Linked DNA regions of Homo sapiens: regions 1 and 3 are each linked to region 2. The links are chromatin contacts, found by Hi-C or POLR2A ChIA-PET in ENCODE. All regions are on one chromosome and are shown on one strand. The core of a region is the stretch at or near the end of the contact, and the rest is flanking DNA. Distances in the headings are between cores, read along the strand shown.

Region 1 (3,356 bases), core at 735-3,234, 490 kb after region 2:
CACATTTCTCTTTCCTGATAATATTTAAATAGCTGATACCAGGGAAGGTCACCACTGCAGATCTCCTGGCACCACGATGACCATTCTAATCAGTCCCATTCACACCCAGAATGTCAGTGTGGAAGGGACACTATTACTCCTGAGAGATCAGAGGTAAGGAGGTAAAGGGCATCACCCAAAGCTGTGCAGCTAGGGCATAGGTATTAAGAGACCTCAAACGCATTCCCCAAGTCCCTTTGGGAGAGACTACACGAAAACACAGCACAGCAACAAAAACCAGCTCTGCCGTCAGCCAGACCATAATATTCACAAGTGAACAGAGACAATGCCCACCGAACAGAAACATGTGCAGCACAGACCCTCCACATCTGTGTTTGCATCAAGACAGGGAGGAGGCCACTCCAAAATCAAAAAACATGACTAAACATTTCCCTCTTCTGACTAACAGGAATGACTTGTGTTGCTGTATCAAAGCCAGCTCAGCCCTGTTTTCATCTTCCCATCTGCTAGATCATTTATTGATTATATTAAATAATAATTAGTGATAACTATTAAATTATTATGATGCCGAATCATTGAATTGGACTCCTTTTTGACAGAATCCAATCCAGAATTCCCCTTGCTTTCCACCCCTTCCTTAGACTCAACCAGCACAAGCCCAAGTCTGGAGTGAGCTCTCCCTTGCTGCAGTAAACCACAGAAACTGACTTGCAATTGATGTCAGCTGTGTTCCCCATGGTCCGCGGATGGTGAATGTTTACGTCTCTAAAATGGGAATAAGAATTCCTACCCAATATTCTTTACAGGGCTACTGTAAGAATCAAGTCATATAATGCAGGTGGGAATGAATTTTTAAAGTTGAAATTGCTGTTAAGTCTATAAGTGAGTATGACGTGGAATTTCCAAATGGTTCTCTTTTCAGATGTAGAATAAGATATTTTTAAGATGGAAGATTCATATTAAGCTCCTGTTATGTGCTCCTGCTTCAGTTTCATGGGTGTTAATCTTTCCCATGATTTAGTGTTAAGCATAGCAATTCATAAGAAAACTTCAAAGAGACTTGCTCCAAGCCTTGAGGCTTGTCTTGGAGGAAAAGCTGAGTGTTTGCGGGTGTAGGGCCAGGTGAGCTTGCAAAACTGGTCCCTGCTGGGCCCCACCCCTGCCCTTGCCTGCTGGGAACCTTGTTCTCTATCAGGGAGTGGCCAGGGTTTTAGCCAGGCTGAGATAAGTCTATCAATCCATCTGGGAAAGGCAGCCTTTTAAAAACAACCCCCCTCATCAGTGGTCTGCCCTGCCTCCAGGATGAGGACAAAACTTCTGAGGATGGCCCTTCCTGTCCTTCCCTCTGGCCACTTCTTTTTATGTACCCCATCCAGGGCCACCCCAAAATCTCAAGAATTCCCAACTTCACTCTCCCTTTTCCAGCCTCTGAGTCAAGCAAGGCTGGTTCATGTTTTTTTTCCCTCTGCTTACAATGTCCTTCCACTTCTTGAAGGAAACTTCAAGATTCAACTCAGATATCACCTCCTCTGTAAAGGCTTCTCAGCTAACCTGCGCTGCCTCAGGGCTCTTGTAACATTTTGCATGTAGTGTTATTTACAAACTAATTGCATTGTGTTGAAATTATGCGCCTCTCCCAATCTCCAACCTCCCTGCCCCCACACACACCCCATAAGGGGCTAGAGACCCTGGCACAGTGGGAAGTCCTTGGTGAGTGGATGTACGCTTTTTCATTTTTGTACCCTCAGGGATATACTTTCCTACTGACCATGGGGCCTGGTACACAGCGGACAGTTTAATAAATGCTGTCACAGCTGCTGTTGATCTTGTTATGTTTCAGTATAAAGCAGTTTGTTTTCTTACCACTTTAGTTTCTCTTGGGACAAGGAAGCTGGAACATTTGTCACTGGAAAGTTTTTGGCAGTCACGGAAAGGTCAGTCCTAGTCAACGGATAACCCATAGGCTCTGCCCTGCTTTGATAATGCCTCACTCATAGGAAAAGAATTTTCCTGATCATATTTTCAGGCCTGCCAAGGAGCCGCTCAGGGTGGATGGTTAATTAGCTTTTGCAATGATTATTTTTCTACCAATTACAAGTAATGCTCAGCTTGGGAATTTTTGTTCATTTCAAGGACTGCTTTCTTTTTAGCATGTAGATATTTTATTTTGGACAAATACATTTTCACAAATATCTTGGGGTTTTAAATACTTTTGGGGTTGTAGCTACTGGGGAAGAAGTCAGTATCCAGGAGCAGTGGATGTTGATTCTCACCCCTTCAACCCTAGAAAGTTAGAAGTGAAGTGAGGTTTGCCCTGTAGCCTCGTGTTGTTTCTGTAGGAAGCACCCTAGCCTGGAAGTCAGTAACCTAGTTTCAAGTCTTGGTTCTTTTGTTTTTTCTCTAGTGGTTCTCTGTGGTCCCCACACCAGCAGCATCATTTGGGAACTGCTGAGAAACGTAAATATCCAAGTCTACCCCAGGCTCACTGAATCAGCAACTCTGTAGTTAGGGCCCCAGAATCTTATTTTAATAAGCCCTGGCCGGGGGCGGTGGCTCACGCCTGTAATCCCAGCACTTTGGGAGGCTGAGGCGGGCAGATCACGAAGTCAAGAGTTCGAGACCAGCCTGGCCAACATGGTGAAACCCCATCTCTACTAAAAGTACAAAAAATAGCTGGGCGTGGTGTTGTGTGTCTGTAATCGCGGCTACTCAGGAGGCTGAGGCAGGAGAACTGCTTGAACCCGGGAGGCAGAGGTTGCTGCGAGCCAAGACTGTGCCACTGCACTCCAGCCTGGGCGACAGAGCAAGACTCCGTCTCAGGAAAAACAAACAAACAAAAAAAGCAGCCTTTTAGGTGCTTCATTACCCACTACAGTTCCAGGATCACTGATCTAGTCAAACTCCTTTATTTTATCATTTCGTAGTAAATTTATTTTCTGATTATTTAAATCATGAAAGTCAATATACCATATACATACTATAACATTACATAAAGAGGGGAAGAGACAAAAGTTCAGATACAAACTCAACGGACGTATAAACATTTTCATGCATCTTCTTCCAGCATTTTTTCTCAAACACATGTATTTTCACACAGTTGTAATCACAGGACACACACAATGAGGCCTGCTCTTCATGTTGGGACATAAACACTACTCAGCGTCGCCACCTACACATCTTCCTGAGAACTATTTTTAAGGGCCACTGCCAGTCCACTGGAGAGCCGTGCCAGAACTGACTTCACCAGGCCCTGAATATGAACCTGCACAAGTGGAGGTGAAAACGCTGTAGACAAAGAGGCCTCCGCTTGCATTCCATGCATTTCCTTCTCTTCTCTTCACTTTTTCCCCATGCCT
Region 2 (3,652 bases), core at 869-3,368:
AGACTGGGCAACAACGTGGTGAAACCCTGTCTCTACAAAAAATACAAAAATTAGCCAGGCATAGTGGCAGGCGCCTGTAGTCTAGCTATTCAGGAGGCTGAGGTGGGAGGATCACTTGAGCCTGGGAGGTTGAGGCTGCAGTGAGCCATGATCACGCCACTGCACTCCAGTCTGGGTGACACAGTGAGACCCTGTCAAAAGAATAAAAATAAAAACAAAAACAAAAAAAAGAGAGAGTGTAACTGTAAGTTCCCAGATAAATCTCTTAAAATCTTGAGGGCTGGGCCAGAAGATTTTTTTTTCTTTTTTTCTTTTTGAGACGGAGTCTAGCTCTGTTGCCCAGGCTGGAGTGCAATGGCGTGATCTCAGCTCACTACAACCTCCGCCTCCTGGGTTCAAGCGATTCTTCTGCCCCAGCCTCCCAAGTAGCTGGGATTACAGGTATGCACCACCATGCCCGGCTAATTTTTTGTATTTTTAGTAGAGATGGGGATTCACCATGTTGGCCAGGCTGGTCTTGAACTTCTGACCTCTAGTGATCCACCCACCTCAGCCTCCCAAAGTGCAGGGATTACAGGCATGAGCCACAGCACCCAGACTTTTTTTTTTTTTTTGAGACAGGATCTTGCTCTGTTGCCCAGGGTGGAGTGCAGCGGCCGGATCTCACTGCAACCCCTGCCTTCCGGGTTCAGGTGATTCTCCTGCCTCAGTCTCCCGAGTAGCGGGGATTACAGGTGCTCACCACCACACCCGGCTAATTTTTGTATTTTTTGTAGAGACGGGGTTTCTACTAAACCCTGTATCTTGGCCAGTTTGGTCTTGAACTCCTGACCTCAAGTGATGGGCCAGAAGATTTCTAAGGAGTCTTGCATTCTAAACTTCTATTATTGTGAATCCAATGTTGTAGCAGAGACAGAGCTGGATTTGGAATCAGGAGCCTGGGATTTGAGCACAGCTCGGCCACATACCAGCTGTGTGAACATGGGCAAGTCATTTAATCTCTCTAAGCCTCACGGAGATTTACTTGACAGACTTGGGAAGGATTAAGGGGGTTACTGTACGTCAAAGTGCCTTATAAACTGTAAAGAACTACCCTAATGTCAGGTATTCTTTTATAATGTCCAGTCTTCCTTTTTTTTGAGCCAATCAGAAAAAGTAACCTAAAGTGAGTCAGATCTCAGGAATTTAAGTTGTAAAACCAGGAAATACAGTATAGTTAATTGTGCATCATAATCACCTTATGGAATTTATAGAATCGTTTTATTTTATCAATGCTTGCACTTTGATAATGAATAATACAAGGTAAAATTACAAATAGGTACTCACTTGTACAGGCCGATCCTCCATAAGAAGATGCTCACTGTTCTTGGAATCCCAAATTTTGGGGGGCAAAATAGTGAACACAGTATATGATAACGGCAACAAGTACTTATAAGCTAGTTTTCTCTTTCATTGAACAATTTCGTGTTGAGCCATCAGGTCTACCGGGGAGGATAGCAAACCTGAGGCCAACAAGAAAGAAGTTTTCCTGTTTTTCAAGTGAGGAAGGGCAGCCCTAGAATAACCTAAGCTGCCATGGGCAGGGCGATGATGTTTTCTCCTGAGACAGCCAATGAGCCATGTGTCAAAGGCCAGCCCTTCCTATTCTTTGGACTAACAGCCCTAGAACTGCTTTGAGGTCTTTTGAATGGAACTCGGGGAACCTAGTTCGTTGGTGCACACCGGCGACAATTTTTCGATTATTCAGCAGAACTGATAAAGTATTTCCTTGAGAGGTTCAGCGCGCGCACGCGCCCCCTCGGTTTGTGTTGAGTAACGCGCGCACTATGTCATTCAGTGCCCGCACATCGTTGTTGCTCAAGACTCAAGACGTTGCAAGAAAATGGCTAACGAAGCGACGAGAGAACGGCGGCGCGGCGGACGTTGCTGCGGTAGGACGTGCCCGACCTCCCAGTCCACACAAGGGAGCGCACCGCCCAAGTGGCCGCGGCCCGCTCGACCGAGCGCGCCGCTGCCGGTCCCTGCGCCAACGCGCACGCGCGGCCGTCATCCGGGTGCTGGCGGCTGCTGCTGCAGGTTGCGCTAGGGTGGCGGACCGGGGGAGGGGCCAGCGGCTCATTGTGCGCAGCGCTGCGCGGCGCCGGCGGCCGCCGAGGCCTGGGTGGAAGTTGGCGCTGCTGCCGCCGCCCTGCAGCCCACTCGCTGCCTCGGCAGCGCGCTGCTCTTCTAAGATGGCTGCCGCTACCGGTGCGGTGGCAGCCTCGGCCGCCTCGGGTCAGGCGGAAGGTAAAAAGATCACCGATCTGCGGGTCATCGATCTGAAGTCCGAGCTGAAGCGGCGGAACTTAGACATCACCGGAGTCAAGACCGTGCTCATCTCCCGACTCAAGCAGGTGAGGCCCGGCGAGGACCGGAAAGGACCGGGAAGGGGAACTTAGGCCGCGCCTCGGCGCCCCGCTTCCGCCGCAGCCTCCGGCTGCCCGCAGCCGCTGGGACCTGCGGAACGGCATGGTAGGGAGGCCAGGGGCGGCTCCCGCGAGCGTGGAGGACGGGGACCCTTCCGCGGTGCCCCCGCCCCGCGCCCCGGGCCGGGCCGGGCCTGCGAGGGACCGGCCACCGCAGCCCAGCGTGCCTCCGCCTCCCCGGGACGTCCCCGCCAGGCTGCGAGGGTTGCGGCCGGCCGGCGCGGCCTCCCAAGGGCGATCGCGGAGACCTGGGAGGCGCTGGCTCCCCAGCCTTTAGCCATGGTGAGCGTGTGCATTTCTTGGCCTCAGAGGGAATGGTTACTTTGGTGACTTCTGCGAAGTTACCGTTTAATTGTGCCCAACCGTTTCTTCCCCATCTTGAGGGGGAATTGGTAGTGGGAGTTGATGGGTGGGTGACAGAGTTTTTGTTTTCCACTAGGCTTTTAGTTTTTGCATCAGCGCAATAATTACTTTTTCTTTCCTGATTAGCTTTCTGGTTTGAGTGAGCGTTGGAATTGTAGCAGAGGAGCAGTAAGTTTGCATTACAGAAACTAGGAAAACTCTTTTTAGTTATTTACTTTAGTAGCTAGCAACTTTTCTGCAATAGAACATATTTGGATTTTTGGCCAGTATGATGTGATATTTAATTATCTTGACACGGTAGAATTTAAAACTCCTTGCGATTTTGATACCTAATGATTTTTTTCCCCTGAAAGTTTCTCTCACTCTTTCGTGTAGTTTAATTGCTCATTTTTGAAGTCGGTTGATGAAATGACTGGCAATTCTAATGTCTTGAGGCTTGAGGTTTGCTAAATTTTTTTTCATTTCGTTTTTATAAAATAAGTTTAGATAGATTGTGTAGCATATTAACTTCTCTTTCTAATGTAGGCTATTGAAGAGGAAGGAGGCGATCCAGATAATATTGAATTAACTGTTTCAACTGATACTCCAAACAAGAAACCAACTAAAGGCAAAGGTTGTTACGAGTTATGAACATGTTTTAAAATATATTTTGGTTATATAACTTGCCTCTGCTCTTGTGCCTCTTGCCCTGTTTATATAGTGCTACTCTTTGCTATTTCCCTCTGGCAGTCTGCCTTCTTGGGTCAAGGAAGAAAAGTTACTGTTGCCAGGCTTTGGGTGACTTGTAGCCCTTAAGATTCGGCTGAAGCTGATTAGAAAGTGAG
Region 3 (3,429 bases), core at 530-3,029, 460 kb after region 2:
CTCAGGAAGCCACTTATTCACGGTTTAGTGGTTTGCTGGTAGAGACAGATGTGTGAGCCAATGGTTGCAATGCAGTGCTCCAGGAGTGCCTGAGCACAGGGGTAAGTGGTGGGGTGGCTGTGGGGAACCAGAGGGGACAGTCACCTTTGTTTCTGGGGGGTGGTTCAGGGAAGATCTGATGGAGAGAAGGTAATAGTTGAGTTGGGTGTTGAAAGAACGGGAGTGTGTTGGGCAGAGGCAGGGAAAAGGTATATTCAGGACACTGCAGGACACTGGAGATGGTCAAGAGGCAGATGGTGAAGGGCCTGGGTGGCCGGGCTGTCTGCCTTTTCTATGGAGGCCACAGAATCTTTTGACAGATCTTGAGCAGGGAAGAAACATGATTACCTTTGCCTCTTAGAAGGATCACCTGGATTATGGTGTGGAAGATGGAGGGGAGAGGGCAGCCAGCTTCAAGCCTGTTGTTGTGGGAGCACAGGCCAGACACTGAAGAGGGCAGTGGCAATGGAGGGGAGCCAGGGGACACATTTGAGAGACAGACAGGAGAAAAAGCCAGCTGGACTTCCTGACCACATGAGGTGGGGGAAGGAGAGAGAAGCCCACAGTAACTTCCCCTGTGGGAAATTCTGACTTGGGGAAGGCCTCTCAGGGTGAGGGCTGAGAAGGGGCCACCACAGGTGGCATTTGAGAACTCATTGGTTTCCTTAGAAAATAGGTGGAGGGATGGTAGCTGGAGATGTGTCCTCTCCTTTGGTCACTGGACAGAGGCCCAGAATCCACGAGGACCTAGCAGCAGTTGCTCTCTGGGATGGGGCAGGTCAGGAGGCTCATTGGCTAGTTGTACTTGCCTCCATGCAGGAGTAGCTTTGAGAAGCCAGGGGCAGCTGGGAGGGCCATGAGTGGAGGAGAATTGCATGCTGAGAGGAGAGCTGAGGTCTCTGAGGATGCTCACCCTGGGCAGAGAGGCCAGGGAACGACCTCGAAGGTTGTCACCCTCAGGGATCCTGCGTACCTCCACGCAGGGATGCTCACTGTGTTCCCCAAGGTCAAACTGATTTGGGCTCAACGTAGGGGAGACCTTGTTTCCTCCTCTACAAAATGCTGATAAATTACCTACATCAAAGATGGTGGAGGGTGGAATGTGAAATTCGTGAAAAGCCTCTTTTTTTTTTTTTTTTTTTCCTGAGACAGGGTCTAGCTCTGTTGCCTAGGTTTGAGTGCAGTGGTGCAATCATGGCTCACTGCAGCCTTGACCTTCTGATCCTCTTGCCTCAGCCTCCCAAGTAAGTAAGTGGGACCACAGGTGGGACCATCAAGCCCAGCTAAATTTTGTATTTTTTTGTGGAGATGGGGTCTCTTTATATTGCCCGGCTGGTCTCAAACTTCTGGGCTCAAGTGAATCACCCTGCTTGGGCCCCCAAAGTGTTGGGATTACAGGCATGAGCCACAGTGGCCCACGTAAAGCCTTTTTACTGCCCCCAGCAGAGAGGATGCACTTCCCAGGGGTGAGATGCCCCTGAAGAAACCGTCCCCTCTTCCCCCACCAAAGGGCCTAGTCCCCTGGAGATTTCAGCAAAGGAGGGTTGGTTGCTTGATGATTGATGTAGAAGGGCTTTGGACCAAGTAACTTAGATGTTACTTTCTCACAGTACGTCTTTGCTGAGTGGGCACATGTACCTGATGTGGCTGCAATGTGTTTTGGCTGAAAATGAGTCATTAATAAAAAAGGTGGGGAGTTTCCTTACCTGGTTTGCTTCAACACAAGATAAGGAATGCAAAACAGCTATAGTCTGGCAGGAAAACTGGACTGAGTGGACTAGCTTGGGGATCGTCAAGACTCTTGATCTTATTGGAGGCAGCTTGGTACATTGCAATGAGGGGGAGATTTGGGATCAGGGAACCTGGGATGGAGCCATGTCTTTCTCCCTTCCCAGCTGTGTAACCTTGGACAAGTCACTTAACCTCCAAGACTCACTTTCCTCCTTCATCAAGTGCTGTGTGAAGAATGCAGGAGAGTGATTTAAGCAAAGCCCCCTAACTGCCTGGCGTCTAGTAAGTACACAGGTAATTTTAGCCAAATCTATAGCTGAACCAGCCGATGCCAGAAAGATATTAACTGGAGCAGTTTTTTCTCCTCCTACCTCCCTGCTGCGTCTTCCTATGCTGTCCCCAGACATTTCCCCTGGAGTTGTGTCTGTGGGTTGTCATTTTGTCTGCTTGCCTTTCATCCTCCAAACGTCTTGTTAATCGCACAGGAAGTGGGTGGGTAATGGGCTTCTCTGTTGTTCCACTGGCCTCCCATTGAGTCTTACAGTTTTGCTTTCCTCACCACGAGGGCTTCTCACACCCTCTAATGACTGTTTTCCTTTCGGAAATGGCATATTTTTAGACAAAAAGCATTTCCTGGGGCTCATCACTGATTCCCTGGCAGATCTCTGACTTCTCAGCAATTTTCCCTGCTTCTCTCTGGTCACATAAAACCCACCCTGGCAGCATAAACATAGGAAATGCAGGAAACACAGGCCCCCAGCAGCCTTCACTACTCTGAGCCAATACCCAGTGCTGATCCTTGGTTGAGGCATGAGGTCCCAGCTGCTGGGACTGCAGAGGCTGTTGCTTCTGGCTGCCGTCCTCCCCCTCCCCAGCTGTCCAGGCGTCCAGCTCCCCTCTGCCAGTGCTAGAGGGTAGGGTGGTAGTGTTTTCAAAGTTAACAAAACCATGCCCCTTTCTGAGTGAAACCCAAGTTCAGATGATTCCCTTCCCCTCTTAGTAACAGCCGTAGTCAGACACACCTGGGTTTGAGTCATGGCTTAGCCCTTGGCTAGCTTGAATGCTCTAAGCCTCAGTTTCTTGGTAAAATGGGGGCAATACTAGCAAACCTCATAAGGCCGTTGTGAAGACAACATGGAATACAGTGGGTGAGTACAATGCTTAGCCCCATGCCTGGCACTTACTTGCCTTTATTTTTTCTGATCTAAATTATTACAATGATTTAATTATAATTTTAAATTTATACAATTTGTTTTATAATTCTTTAAATATAATTATATCTATTTTCCCTCTCCCACAGGCTGTGAGCCCCTTGAGGGAAGGGGCAAGATTTTTTTTTTTTTTTTTTGAGACAAGAGTCTCACTCTCTTGCCCAGGCTGGAGTGCAGTGACAGGATCTTGGCTCACTGCAACCTCCATCTCCCAGGATCAAGTGATTCGCATGCCTCAGCTTCCTGAGTAGTTGGGATTACAGGCGCATGCTACCACACTTGGCTAACTTTTGTATGTTTTGGTAGAGACAGGGTTTCACCATGTTGGTCAGGCTGGTCTTGAACACCTGGCCTCATGTGATTCACCTCCCTCGGCCTCCCAAAGTGCCGGGGTTACAGATGTAATCCTGCTAAGATTTCTTTTTTTTTTTTTTTTTTTTTTTGAGAC

The links. Hi-C counts contacts between places; a loop is a spot of excess contacts on that map. ChIA-PET counts read pairs that join two places held with the same protein, here RNA polymerase II (POLR2A). Pooled maps may share reads with other maps.
Region 1: a pooled map shows a loop between it and region 2 (3-fold over the local background). The contact joins the enhancer-like site here to the promoter of SLTM in region 2. A Hi-C loop is called at or near these places in 9 of 50 pooled maps. POLR2A ChIA-PET finds 5 or more read pairs at or near these places in 2 of 52 experiments (A673 and CD8-positive, alpha-beta memory T cell).
Region 3: a loop to region 2 is called in a pooled map, with 9 times the contacts of the local background. The contact joins the enhancer-like site here to the promoter of SLTM in region 2. A Hi-C loop is called at or near these places in 8 of 50 pooled maps. POLR2A ChIA-PET finds 5 or more read pairs at or near these places in 3 of 52 experiments (CD8-positive, alpha-beta memory T cell, MCF 10A and Panc1).

Annotation. Positions count from the first base shown.
Region 1 is chr15:58,438,924-58,442,279 of GRCh38, reverse strand. All of the region lies in intron 1 of LIPC (lipase C, hepatic type), which reads right to left. All of the region lies in intron 2 of LIPC-AS1 (LIPC antisense RNA 1), which reads left to right. Among named protein-coding and RNA genes, the nearest start is that of LIPC, 8.6 kb to the right of the region's middle. RefSeq lists a silencer at 3,025-3,265. Within about 2 kb of position 1,984, at least 23 of the 41 ENCODE cell types and tissues checked have a DNase peak (open chromatin) inside an H3K27ac peak, as active enhancers do.
Region 2 is chr15:58,932,145-58,935,796 of GRCh38, reverse strand. It overlaps SLTM (SAFB like transcription modulator), which reads left to right and starts at 2,118. Exons shown (of 21, transcript NM_024755.4): 1 at 2,118-2,393; 2 at 3,354-3,441. The coding sequence starts at 2,232. RefSeq lists enhancers at 1,672-1,761, 1,782-1,921, 2,212-2,451 and silencers at 1,952-2,131, 2,502-2,761.
Region 3 is chr15:58,472,266-58,475,694 of GRCh38, reverse strand. The region is part of intron 1 of LIPC (lipase C, hepatic type); the gene reads right to left. All of the region lies in intron 2 of LIPC-AS1 (LIPC antisense RNA 1), which reads left to right. Among named protein-coding and RNA genes, the nearest start is that of LIPC-AS1, 25 kb to the left of the region's middle. Within about 2 kb of position 1,779, at least 10 of the 41 ENCODE cell types and tissues checked have a DNase peak (open chromatin) inside an H3K27ac peak, as active enhancers do.